Linked DNA regions of Homo sapiens: region 2 is linked to region 1. Evidence: chromatin contacts called from ENCODE Hi-C or POLR2A ChIA-PET data. All regions are on one chromosome and are shown on one strand. The core of a region is the stretch at or near the end of the contact, and the rest is flanking DNA. Distances in the headings are between cores, read along the strand shown.

Region 1 (7,046 bases), core at 3,924-6,423:
AGTCTCATTTAGAATTGCCCAAAGACAAAAGGGAAGGGACTCAGGAGCCTTGAATAAATGGGGAAATTGTTCCTTTTCAATTCAGTTGCAGAAATATTTATTTAGCAAGTACCAAGATATTCTCGGAATTAGATTATGCACTGAGAGCCTCATAATCTAATGCGAAAACAGACATATTATTCCAAAGTATAATTGCCTAAATTAATAATTATAGAATTGCTAAAATTTTCTGAAGTGTTAATTATGGAATTACTAAAAGCCAGCTTAGATGTAACAAAAAAGATCTAGGAATTGTCCGATACATTTATTAATCTTATCAAAATACTGGAGATTTACAAAATCAGAGATTTTTTTACTTTTGGGCTCAAAAAATTGAAGTTCTTCTTGGACAGTGTAATTAATCTTATAATTTTAGGTAGGTCACTCGAATTTTGAGATTAAAACTCTAGAATACTTTATAATAGCAGTGTTTTATATTTGAATAGCACTTTAAAATTTGCAAAGTGTTATGTTTTCAGATACTTTACTTGGTAATATAAATAGGTCAAGTACTGTCTTCACTTCCTATGTAAGGCTACTGTGGCTCAGAAAATTTAAACAAGTTACTCTAGTTTACAAAGCCAGTGGAGTTGGAAGTCAAACCCAAGTACTTGGGTTTCTAATTCCAAATCCTTTCTTTATGTTAGAGTAAGCTCAACATAATATATTCTTGAAAGCAACTTAGAAACATACATCATTATAAGGTAAAATAAAATTTATTTATTTACTTTTCTTATTGCTCACCATGTGAAGAACCTGTGAACAGCAAGAAACTTTCTTTAATTCCCTAAAGAAAATTATCTTATACCTTGTTATGCACCTGCTATTTTCAGCATTTATCCTAAAAAATGTGGCATTGGATAATTAACCAATTATATGAATTTTATTTAACTGTTTTGTTGTTCTAATTATGGGGTTAAATATAATTATTTTTCTATAGCTTTGTAAAGGAAAACATCATAAGTTAATTTTCATTGTGTATCTTGGCTCTTGCTGAGGAAAATATTCAAAATAAAAGCTTTGTCTTACCTAAAAATGGAGGAGGATGGCGTCAGAATTTACTGTCATCTTAACTGATTTCTAATAAGGTGTCTCTGAACATACAGGTCTCACATAATTCACAGCTGCCTTTGGTCTTGATTTTTTCTTTCTTTTTTCTTTTTGAAAACTGAATATTTTTTTACTTTATTTAAAGCCCAATATTTGGATAATAAAAAGGAGACAGGGACATAGAAATAAGTGTAGTAAAAAAGCCAGATATCTTCCTGTTTGCTCTAAGAAACTTAATATTCTGTAGCTTGTATATAGTCATGTAAATAAAGATAAAATTAGTTCTGTTTTTTCAGTTTAAGTTCAAGTTGATATTTGAAATAGCTTTTAAAAAAAAAGTTAAGTCAAACCCAAAGAATCCTGTAAACCTTTTACTGGAAATATTTATGGCTATGATATCCTTGTCCCTTTTTCTCATTTTTTTGTGTAATTTTAGCCAGGACATTGATTTCATTACACAATTGAAGAATCCTGTATAATTACAGCATTTAAATGAAATGGAAAAAGAATTTTGTTACTGGTATTTATCTTTTTTTCCAAACTGAGAAGGAACAATTCTTACAGTGAGAATCTGCCAGCCAGGTCTCAGTGTTGATTATAATCGTATTTTAAAAACATAAATGAACGATTTTTATTTAATCATTTTCCAAAGGATGGATTGAAGCACAAAATCTGTTGCACACCCAGAAGACAGTGCAAGAATGGACTGGGTTGGGGATGTAGCCAACCATCTAATTACACCAATAGATTCACAGCACAGTTGGGTCACAAATTATGTTTCTAAATTTAGAAGGTGAATCTCCACCATAAATTATTGAAAAGCACTCTGTGGTACTCCTCTCTCCATTTCCCACAAATTAGATTACTGAAAGCTATAAAGCATCTTTAGAATGTGTTTTCCTTGCTGTTTAAAAATGTTCCTTTATCATCAATTAGTGCCAACCTTGACATCAGCTATAACCAGAAAACATTGAAACCAAAGGATAAAATAAAGAAGCAAGGAAATTATTTCTAAAAGAAACAGAAGAAGCTTTTTTACTTGCTAGGGAGATTTAACTCCTTAAAATATTTGTGAGTTTCCATCTCTAAAATTTTCTTGGGATAGAAATGTAATGACATATTACATAAATAGGGTCCCCAGCACATTTTATTTCCTTGCTGATCGTATTAGGTAAAATAATTACAGCTGAGCTAGAACAAATTTTGATAAAATAATTTCATTCTACCATAAATTAAGTCATTTGCATTATTTGTCCAACTTTACTTTTGATTTGATTTGATTGGTTGGTTGGTTGATTTTTTTGAGATAGAGTCTTTCTCTGTTGCCCAGGCTGGAGTGCAGCAGTGTGATCTCCACTCACTGCAAACTCCACCTCCCGGGTTCAAGTGATTCTCTTGCCTCAGCCTCCCAAGTTACTGGGACACAGGCACATGCCACCATGCCTGGCTAATTTTTGTATTTTTAGTTGAGATGGGGTTTCACCATGCTGGCCAGGCTGATCTCGAACTCTTGACCTCAGGTATCCACCCACGTCGGCCTCCCAAAGTGCTGGGATTACAGGTGGTAGCAACCAAGCCCAGCCCACCTTTAGTTTTTGAGCTTATATATACTCACCACTTTCATTCATATGATTTATGAACCTGAAAAACAGTTGATGGAAGATATTAGAAAATAAGATTATGTATAACATTACACTAAATTTAAGGTTTGGCCTCTCTATTTCAGTTATGATTTTCTCTACACCACCTCTCTTCCTGTGTCTATAAAATGGGAATAACAATCCTTACTGTGTACTTACTTAAATGGGATGATTCGCAAGTTCCTCGTTCACAAGAGATTTTTCAAATTGTTTTTTATTTTCTAAATTGAATATGCAGTGATGTGCCATGCAGAACTCTGGTTCCAAGTTAAAAATGTCCAATTCAAATAGCTGCAGGGTATTTATTGGCTCACATAAACGATGGCCCTGGAAGTAGAACCAGCTTTATATATAGCTATACTCGGGAGTCACACATAGTTTTATCCACCTTCAGTTTTGCTACAAATTGTGTTGTCCTCAAACTCAGGTTTTCTGGTATAGAAAGATGGCAGTGGAGCTCAAGTGCCTACCTTTTCTGAGACCTTAGTCTAGTAGATTTCCATTCCCAGGATTCCTTGGAGATACTTGTTGAATCTCAGAGATTTTGATTAACTCAGCATGTCCATTTCTTAACCCTTGCTAATGAGAAAGAAGAGAATAAAGCTTTTTTCATTTCATATCCCAGAAAATGTGCATGCAGTTCTGCTCCCATTTTTCCTACAGTATTTCAAGTGAACCACTCAGTGACAATCCCATCAACTTATACTGCCTTACTCTTTTAATTTAATATGAAATAGAACTGTCATTAACTGAAAGGGAAATTGCTTCAGTGAATATATTTGTGAAGAAATAAAATTGCTTCAGTGAATATATTTGTGAAGAAATAAAATTCATGAGATATTATAAATTTGATTTGCCTTCAAAATTTTAATTTAACTTTTAAAATTAGTTACAAAATATAGTTTTAAAAATAATCTAATTATTCATAAACTTTTAATTGAGAGTTTCTTTCTGATTAGTTGCTGTCTGCCCCTGTGCAGCTGACCCATTATATTTACAAATTGGTTGATCTCTGCATATAGGCCATAATAGTTTTATAAACTGTAGGTTATAAACGTCTGCTCTAATTAATTTTCTTTCATATCAACTGAATTTGATGTTGTTGAGGCATTAGTGAGTTTTTTAAAAATAGTTTACATAGAGCTTCATTTTGTTGATTAGTCAAAAGTATTGTTAAACTGGCTTCATGGTGTTTGAAATCACCTATTTTCAGGTGATAAGACTTTCTAAATTGATTTTTCCTTGTTCCTGGATGGGTCTTATTCTGCCAGATGGGAGTTAGATCACTTCCATTGAAAGAGAGTCTGCATGTGTTCCCAGAAGCACACACGTGTATGCAAATGCACACACTGACACTACAGAGTCTGGTTCGTGTGTTCTTTCTCACTATCTGAGGTTGTGTATGGCCATACACGCCTCAGATGGGGTTGGTTTTTATAAAAACGTTAAGGCTGAATCATATTTGTTGTATTGTGACATTTGCTGCCTTGCCATCAAAGAGTAGGTGCCTTTGTGCTGACAACTCTTTGGCATTTTGCCCCAGGGAAGTGTTGCATTATCAAAAGAGACGCTCACCCTCTCAGTGCCAGGGTGCTGGTAATTAAATCGTGGATGGTTGACCAGAATTCACAGGTGAAAATGATGAAAAGAATGTATTGAAATGAAAACCTGAACTAGGCAGCATTATATCTAATGAGCAAGAGGAGAGCTCTTTTAGGCTTGGTAACTTAGATGAGCATATGTGAACTATGGCTAATGCTTCTGATAGAAAATGGTTACTAGGAAACCATAAAAAACCCTCTAATTATGTGACCTCCAAGCTATACCAATAAATATAGAATTCAGATGAGTTTGTGCTAAAACCAGTAGTAACCCACTAATATTATTAATACTCTTGTAGTTTGTTTCCAAAGGAAGTAAGATTTATTGTCCTTTTAAGTACTGGATAACAATTCACAAAGATTGAATTTATTTAAAAGTTCATAGCCAATGCTACTGTGTTTTAACTGATGAATTTTGGTTTCCTTTTGCAGTGTTCTGTATCATGGCGAAAGGTCACAAAATAATATCTTGCTATCAAAACTTTTTTTTGTGGCTTAACTAGGCAAAACTTCGATTAATAAATGATAAGCTGTAGACCTCTACTCAGAGTAGTAACAAAGAGAGAGCTGGAGGTGGTGGCTCTTGCTTGTCACTCCAACTCCCATGGAGGGTCCTTCCTTCTTCAACCTGACTTTCTTATCCCCACAGACCTCATGTGGAACCTTGTACCATGGGTGCTATTCTGTGGCTGCTGTAGGATCTTCCCAGGTAGAACCAGACCTTATCCTTTTTCTTTGGTTTCTTGGGAGTAGAGCTGAACATGAGTGGGTGACTTCCTTTTCCAGGCTATTGGTCAAAGCTGCGGTCAGCAACAACTTGGCCAAGATATGCTTGACCCAGTTTTGCCACGGGCTACTGACCAAGAGGTTGCTGTTCGGAGTTGGCATGAGTCAGAGAAGCAGGTTACCAGCAGGTTACCAGCTGGGCAAAACTCAGATCGATTAGACATATCTTGGGGTCTTTTTACCCCTCTCTACTCGTGTTATAATTTTTTATCTTAGGCCCCTGCATTCCTTCCTCTCCTTAGCCACAACTGCCTGATATCTGTTACTTCCTACTAAGTTTTAACAGATAAACCAGACTGAGGTTAAAATGCTAAGAATTAACTCCTCTTCCCAGAAAAGTGTAATAGAAGGATACTATAGTGGAGTGGGAATTTGATAGGAAAGCATAAAATTATATTAAACTGGTAAGTGAAAAAATTTTCTACAAAAATGGTGAGTAAATAAATAGCATTTTGGTAGTTTACATGCTCAGATGCTTTATTTTTCTAGTTTTTTTTTAAAGCATTTGTCTTCTGGGGAAGCAATTTTATAACAGGTAATGTAAGCTTCCTTTGACTGACTGTAATTGACTAATGGCAACCACAGAAAACAGCCCTTAGCCTTCAATTTTTGCTCCCTTGCCAGTAAATCGTCCTGCCTGGGGTGATGATTTAATTTTCATGGTATTCAAATTACAAATTAACATTTGCAAGTGTAGATTTGGGGGATTATGCTGGAGCCTAGTAGAGTTCTCTAAGGATAGTGTGTCCCCTTGGGCTACATCATATAACTTCCTTATTAAAGTGAAAGGAAATTCCCTTTTGGTTTTCTTACAGCTTTTCTTCCTGTCCTCATATTTAAGAAAGGCATCCATCTATTCCACTTTAAATATCAAGCTTTTCTTATATCAAGTATTTCAGATAGTCAGTTTGCATACTGCTTATGGATGAAGTTAAGGGTTTTGGAAATGTTAGCCTACAGATTTGCTTTTTTTTTTTTTTTTCGAGACAGAGGTTCTGCTCATCACCCATGGCTCACTGGAGCCTCAAATTCCTGGGCACAGGCAATCTTCCCACCTCAGCCTCTTGGGTAGCCGGGACTACAGACATGTACTACCACGCACCACTGATCTTTTTGACTTTTTGTAGAGACAGGATGTCATTGTGTTGTCCAGGCTCGTCTCCAACTCCTGGCCTCAAGTGATCCTCCTGCTTCAGCCTCCCAAAGTTATGTTTGCTTCTAATAATCATAGTTGTTCATGAGTAGAAGGTATAATTCCAGCCCATCACCATACTGATGATAATTTATAGCATTATTTGTACTTGTGTTTGTAGTTTAACCTGTGTGGAATTATAGAGAGGAAACAAATCTTTTGACAGGGGCTAAGCTTGGTTTCAGGGCAGAATAAACAATATTTTTTTCAATTATATAAAATTTTGTAGAATTATGGTAAATAGCAACTGCATTTGAGGACCAAAATTCAAAGGTTTCTGTATTTTATGGAATTCGAATTCATTCTATTGTATTAAGAGTAGATTATCCTGGGGCCAGGTGCAGTGGTTCACGCCTGTAATCCCAGCACTTTCAGAGGCTGAGGCGGGTGGATAACCTGAGGTTGGGAGTTGGAGACCAGCCTGACCAATATGGAGTAACCCCATCTCTACTAAAAATACAAAATTAGCGAGGCGTGGTGGCACATGTCTGTAATCAATCCCAGCTACTCGGGAGGCTGAGGCAGGAGAATCCCTTGAACCCAGGAGGTGGAGGTTGCAGTGAGCTGAGATCGCGCCATTGCATTCCAGCCTGGACAACAAGAGCAAAACTCTGTCTCAAAAAAAAAAAAAAAAAAAAAAGGAGTGGATTATCCTGAACCCAAATAGAAAGTATTTGAAGGGAAAGACTATGTTTTCCTGTAAGGTAGATTGAGCAGAAAAATTATTAAAACAACCTA
Region 2 (6,897 bases), core at 3,556-6,055, 110 kb after region 1:
CAACCATTATAGCAGAGAGGTAGCTTGGAAATTTGTTTGTCACAGGGACATCCCACCATGTGAGAATAAAAATTGGGCCGGGCGCAGTGGCTCACACCTGTAATCCCAGAACTTTGGGAGGCCGAGGCGGGTGGATCACCTGAGGTTGGGAGTTCGAGACCAGCCTGACCAATATAGAGAAACCTCCTCTCTACTAAAAATACAAAATTAGCTGGGCGTGGTGGCACATACCTGTAATACCAGCTACTCAGGAGGCTGAGGCAGGAGAATCGCTTGAACCCGGGAGGCGAAAGTTGCAATGAGCCGAGATCACGCCATTGCACTCCAGCCTGGGCAACAAGAGCAAAATTCTGTCTCAAAAAAATAAATAAATAAATAAAATAAAATAAAATTTGGCTATAGATTGATTCTCAGGAGTTCGCAAACTTTCTGTTAGGGGCAGATAATAAATATTTGAGATTTTGCAGCCTGTACTATCTCTGTGGCATTCAATTCTGACTTTTTAGTGCAAAAGCAGCTATACACAGTAAGTCAATGAATGAGAGTGGCTGTGTTCCAATTAATTTTATTTGTAAACACTGAAATTTGAATTTCATATATTTTTATGTCACAAAATATTTTCCTTTAAAAAATTGTTTTCCCAACCATTAAAAATGTAACAATCATTCTTAGGTTGCAGGCCATAAAAAATTAGGCAGGCTGGATTTGACCCATGAGCCACAGTTTCCTAACTCCTGTTCTGCATAGTTACCTTCATTATAAATATTTTCAATAATTTCTTATACTTTTGATTGTACAAAGAGGTATGGCTTCAAATTACAGACTGATATCTCAGAGCTGTGCTTAAAGTATTGAGAAGCATTCTGTAATGCTGATGGTTTTCTCAATATTGGCTAATTCTATAAACAGATACTATGAGTTCTGCCAGAAATAGAAATTCTAATGACAGTCTAATTAAATAGAAGCCATGGAGAAGAATTATTACATTTTCTTATGCCAAATTATAAATGTCTTCAATTAATGCACAGATATTTATTTATTTATGTATATGTAAAAAGTGGATTTTCTGACAGCCTCAGGCTCCTCTTTGTGGTAGAACCTTCTGTTTCTCTAATTAGTTGTGCCTTAATGGCCAGTAATTGTCTTTTATAATGCACAGGGAACCTAAAAAAAAACTGAAGGAAAAAAAATAGACCATCACAGTCTATCTTTTCAAATCTTTTCTCATGCTGTCAAAAAACAGCTGCCTCTTACTTTTTGTTACTACTTTCTTCAATTAAAAAGTAATCTCAAAATTTATGAATAATACACCCAAACCTCATTAACACTGTTTACAGTTAATTATGATTTAGTATCTCTCTCTGTCTGATATAACCCAATGGGATTTAGTTAATCAAGTACCGAAGATGACTTCATTACCAGGCAGTCTTTACCTGTGAATCAGTAGATTCACAGATTGGAGAGTACAGCCATAGTGAATTTAAGAAAAACAAAAACAAAAACAAAAAAAAATGCTAATTGCCTAGACTCAATAGAATTTTGTATAGCTAAAAGAAAAGGGTGAAATATTAAATTTGGAATTCTTAAGTACAGAATTGTTCCTTAAAAAGAGTGCTGAAATACACACTTTAAGAAAGATGCTTTAGACTTACCTGAAAATACACAAGTGTGTCAAAATATGAAGAAATATATTCAATTACACATATCTCTGTGGAATATATTGACAATTATGAACAAATGTTTTTCTTCACCTTTAAAAACAAAAATATGTAATATTATTTTAACAAAAACTTTTCAGTCTCATCTGTATCAAGGCATACTCCAGAATGAAATGTGTAGAAATAAAATGAAATGCCTATTTTGTAGAAGTCAAATAGAATCAGAATGGAGTGGTTGAGATCATGGACTCTGGAGCTGGACGGTGTGTGTTCTAATTCCTGTTGTACCTGTTAGTGGGTGTGTGACCTTGGCCAAGCTCCTCTGTGGCCTCCATTTTCCTCATTTGTAAGTAAGAATCCCAAGCACGTCTACTCCATAGGTTACTAGATATTGCAACCTCATAATGTTGTAAAGAACAAATGAATGAATATTTACTTTATAAAGCATTCAGAACGATGTTTGTTATACAGTAAGTGCTGTAATTAGTGTTGGTTCCATAATTTAAATTAGAATAAGAGAAACTCGGGAGACTGGCCAAAATTATGCTGTTACTCTTTGTGCTTACCCATGTTTGTAAAGCCAAACTTGGAATCAGTACATTTAGGGAAGTCACATTTTATTAGAATGCTTAGGACCTCAAAACTCACCTATTTTAAAACTCACATATCCAAAGTGCTTCCTGACAAAGGATACTGGATATTTCTCTTTAGGAGCAAAAGTGGTGCCACCATGTGGCAATAACATAAATATAGCTGCCAATCCATTTAGCTTGGCAAGGCTTATATGAGCACATTACATGAATTTTTAAAATGTTTTAACGTTCAATTTTTTTCTAAATTGTATGTACAAAGTATAACTTTATTATTTTTAATTCAGCATTTTAAAATTCCCATAATTTCAGTTCTCATAAAACAAGAGTGGCATTTTCTTTGAAAAAACAGTAATGTAATTTGCCTGTGATTTGAATTTGGCAAAATAAACAAATAATGCCCTTATAACACTGATTTTCAAACTGAGTTCCATGGAGCCTGCATTCCCTGGGGGAAAGGAATAGCGGAGGAAGTGAGTGGATAGAACCTTGGTTCCTCCTCTCCGTCTTTTCTAAAACATTTCCACTTTTGCTGGTTTTATATGTTGGAACTGTTCGTAAGATTTTATTTGAAGAAAATAAGAAAATATCCAGCCGTTTAAAGAAATGTTTTTCTTTTCTAAAAGCCAGTGCAGTCCTATATTAGGAGTTTCAGTGGGGCTTTAAAACTTTATTTTATTTTTTATTTTTTATTTTTTTTTTTGGTAATAAAGATTTACTCAGAACTAGAAAACAGCTAAATTCTGGAGAAGAGGTAAGATGCATTGGTTGAAACCCTATTCCTGTTATGCAGGACTGAAAAGATTAGAGCAGAGAAAAGGCAAAGACATGGTCTGAATCGCAGAAGAAAAGAAGGAAGGTATATCACACATGGCATTTCAGCTTTGTTTCTCCTACTTTTCCCGCATATTTTCATGTATGTTGTTGTCTTAAACATATTAAGCATTGAGGCTTTCAGAAAATATTCAACTGTTTTGTGCTGGCTAAAGGTAATTGTTTCCTGGTGGCAGGAGGCATGAACCAATGAAACTTTTTTTTTTTTTTCTGTCAAAATAGCACATAATGATGTACTTTTTGTAAGCAAGAATTCCTGATAGAAGAGTGGGAACACATTTTTGAAAAAGTTTATTTGCTGAGTAATATGTTTAGAAAGAATGTTGTTAGAGAAGGATATTTGCTAAGAAAAATCATTTATTCAACTAATATTTATTAAACTTACAGTATAAGCTACATAATATACTAGGTTCCGGAGTTATAAGGGAATCCCTTGCCTCAAATATTAGGGTTTCATAATGAGAGGGAAGTTTTGTTAGTCATTTGAAATAGCTATTTGAAATAGTCAAATTTGAAATTTGACTATTTTGTCATATTCATAAATATGTCATATTCACAAATATGACTATTTGTCATATTCAAATATGACAAATAGCTATTTCAAATGACTAACAAAACTTCCCTCTCATTATGAAACCCTATATTTGAGGCAGAGGATTTCCTTATAACTCCAAGTATTTGTCTGTGACCTAGAAGAATATATAAGTTGTAGAAAAAAATACGGGAAAGGGGACGGTTTGCACCATCTTCCTCGTAGTTCCTTTAGAAGTGAATTTACTTTAGATCCCAGAGGAAGAGTATTAGATCTGGCCACAGAAGTAACTCTTTTATATTATTACCTATATTTTCTATTTTAAAACATTAAAATTTTGAATCTTCTCAAGATTTCATTTTTAGGTACATTTATATCAAATTGAATTTTAATCTCAAATTACAAAATAATATGGATTACAAACTAATATATAGGTTCTTAGCTTCTATTACCTTGGAGTCCCATAAATTGGCTTGATTTTGTTTCCGTAGTGCAAGGAGCTGAATAAAGCTTTTACTCAGTTCTTAAATAGTAAAGAACTAGCAAACATTGCGATACTTTAGAACTAAGTGGCCATTACAGATTAGTTAGCAGTTCATGTTTGTGTTATGGTTTGTTATGACTGCTTAATTCAAAAGCATATTTGCAGACAGGGAGTTTGGATTAAGTAAATCAAAATAGTAAAGGCTTTGATTAAGAAGTTAGCTTGCTTTAACTTAAATGTTGATATTTCAAGGCCTACTGATATTTTAGTCATTTGCGGTTATTTTTGTTTCCTGTTCAGACCCCTGGGAAATAAGAGAATAGTAAATCAAAGCCCAGGTTGCTTTTTGCATTTTTTTCCTTTTCATTTATGCCATGTAGTAGTTGACTTTAAGAAACTAAAGACATGGATAACTTGAACAGAATCACTGTGAGGGAGAATTGTATTTCTGGATTAATCAATTTAAATAATTCTTGTTATAAAATGATTCTTTTCATGTTTGATAATTTAGTAATTCTTTTTATTCCACGATAATGTTATCGTAACTAGTGGAAAAGCAGCTAAAAATATCTGCATTACTAAAGTCCAATTTGGGCAGTATTGTTATCAAACTGAGGCTATGTTGTTTGTGTCTAGGGATCGCTAGGGCGTTGCTTCATCAGCCAGAAACCTCTGTGACAGGTGGTGCCTTCTGCCTGAGTATTGCTAGTGCCCGTTTCTTTCCACCCACTCGGCTCAACAGGCTGCACTCGGCTCGTGCTGCCAGCCCAGAACCCACACCTGCCAAGTACGAGCAAGGCGTGGAGCGGTGAGGGGTGTGTGTGTGATTGAGTGCAGGGTCTAGCCACTGCACACAGCTGGGCACACTGGCTGCTGTGGTGGGGCAGGCAGCTCCAGGCAACAACACAGGTGCCAGCTCCATGTGAGGAGGCTGAGGCTGGAGCACATGTACTGCACGCGGCTTCTGCTATGGGCATCCGTGTCTGGATGAGGGGAACATGGTGGCACCCAGAAGCTTGGAGATGCCTGGAACCACTGAACCCCAAAGAGAGTGTCACAGCCCCCTGGCTCAGGGAGCCCCTGGGCCTGGGCTCCCCAAAGGGCCACAGCTCTTCTCCCCTTCTCATCGCCCACAACATGGCAAGCGGGAGGGTGTGTTTCAGCCCTGTTCGTGTTAACAGCTCTTTTAGTCCCACCATTTGATGTGTCCCGAGTTCTTGTTTCATACCCAGGAAGAATGAGGTATGCGGACAGCTGGAGGCTGAGCAAAGCGAAGAGGAGCTTCACTGATTGGCAGAACAGTTCTCAAGAGACCCAAAGTGGGCAGCTCCTTTCTGCAAGCAGGTCATCCTGACGAGTGTCCAGCTCTCAGTGGAGAGGAGACCCACAGTGGTTAGCTCCTTTCTCCAGGCAGGTCATCCCAACACGTGTCCAGCTTTCAGTGGAGAGGAGACCCACAGTGGGTAGCTCCTTCCCCCAGTCAGTAGTCCAGACATCTGTGCAGCCCTCAGTGGAGAGGTGACCTAGAACGGGTAGCTTCTATCGGCAAGCAGGTCGTCCCATCCTCTGCCTCAGTCTGGCTGAGTCCAGGGTCGTTATGCGCTTCAGAGGAGGGGAAGTATGTGCTAATTGGTCCATGGACGGCCATGGGTGGGCCTGGATAAAGCACCATAAGTTCTCACTCTGGTCCACGGAACTGACAGCCTGGCCCCCAGGATTTTGGCTGTCCCTGGCTTGAAGGTGGGGCTTCACCAGGTACCCTCCCCTTTCTGCCCAGGAGCTTGTCTGCCTCCTGCCGCCATCAGTCATGTTGTTCACGGTTCCCAGGCTGTTGCCGAAGGGCGCCTGCAGGCCCCTGTTGAGCTGCCCTCAATCTCCCACTCATGCTCTTTGGTGCCCAAGTCCAAAGGAGGCCAAGACGACAGGGGGCTGGCGTGTCAGTGCTGCCCTGAGCATGCACATACCCAGCCGGGTTGCGACAGTGCCTGGGCTTGGCCTGAACTTTGCTTCAAAATCAGAGCGAGTGCTGGGAGCATGGAGAGGCCAGGCAGCGACAGCAGGCACTTCCAAGCCTGTGGGGAGCAGAGGACCTACCAGGTCCCCGACTGTGCGCAGGGATGCCTGGGTCCATAGCTGCAGCTGCACCCCGGAGGGTGGGGCTTCTGCCCCTCAACTCGAAAGCGGGTGAGGCTCCCGCCTGTTCCCAGCTCCTGCGGGCTCCATGGAGTGGGCAGCCCCCGCCCCCACTGCAGCTGGTGTCATGGCAGCAGCCCTTCTGGACAGGCCAGCCACTGCCATCACATGTTTTCCCATTTTCTATTTTTGGTGATAGCAAATTCAAACTTCTTAATTTACTTTTCCTGAAAAAAGTTGCCTTTCAAGACTACACATTTTAATGAAGAGCCTTCAGTAATAAGCATTTCAGCATGTCTCAAAAAAGATTCAACTGTTGGTTATTTTAGCTAAAATGTCAAGGAATTTTGATTAACTTTAAAAGGATTTACCTTTTATATTTACATTTATTAATTTAATTTTTATCTTTAAAATGGAAGATTTGAAAAAAAATCTTAGCTTAGCTTGCAGCTTACCAGTTCTGGTGTAATTTTCAGTAATATAACATGGAGTATTCAATCATGAATTAGCCATTATTATTTAAATAATTCACGGTGTGACCTATACTGGGTTATCCCTACTGAAGCAAACAGCATGAATGGGTAAGTTTTATTTTCCTCAGTGTTCACTTACTCCATGTTGTCACGTGTCAGCACATTGAATTTTAAGAGATACAGTGGAGTCTAG

The links. A loop is a pair of places that touch in the nucleus more often than their neighbours do. ChIA-PET counts read pairs that join two places held with the same protein, here RNA polymerase II (POLR2A).
Region 2: a map of gastrocnemius medialis shows a loop between it and region 1 (2.5-fold over the local background). The contact joins two enhancer-like sites. A Hi-C loop is called at or near these places in 1 of 168 maps with a recorded cell type or tissue (gastrocnemius medialis). POLR2A ChIA-PET finds 5 or more read pairs at or near these places in 2 of 52 experiments (AG04450 and Panc1).

What each region holds. Positions count from the first base shown.
Region 1 is chr7:18,453,863-18,460,908 of GRCh38, forward strand. It overlaps a transcript of HDAC9 not described here. Among named protein-coding and RNA genes, the nearest start is that of HDAC9, 38 kb to the right of the region's middle. Within about 2 kb of position 5,174, at least 4 of the 41 ENCODE cell types and tissues checked have a DNase peak (open chromatin) inside an H3K27ac peak, as active enhancers do; they include gastrocnemius medialis, where a contact is called at or near this core.
Region 2 is chr7:18,568,691-18,575,587 of GRCh38, forward strand. The region is part of intron 2 of HDAC9 (histone deacetylase 9); the gene reads left to right. Among named protein-coding and RNA genes, the nearest start is that of HDAC9, 76 kb to the left of the region's middle. RefSeq lists enhancers at 5,003-5,541, 5,542-6,080. Within about 2 kb of position 4,806, at least 6 of the 41 ENCODE cell types and tissues checked have a DNase peak (open chromatin) inside an H3K27ac peak, as active enhancers do; they include gastrocnemius medialis, where a contact is called at or near this core.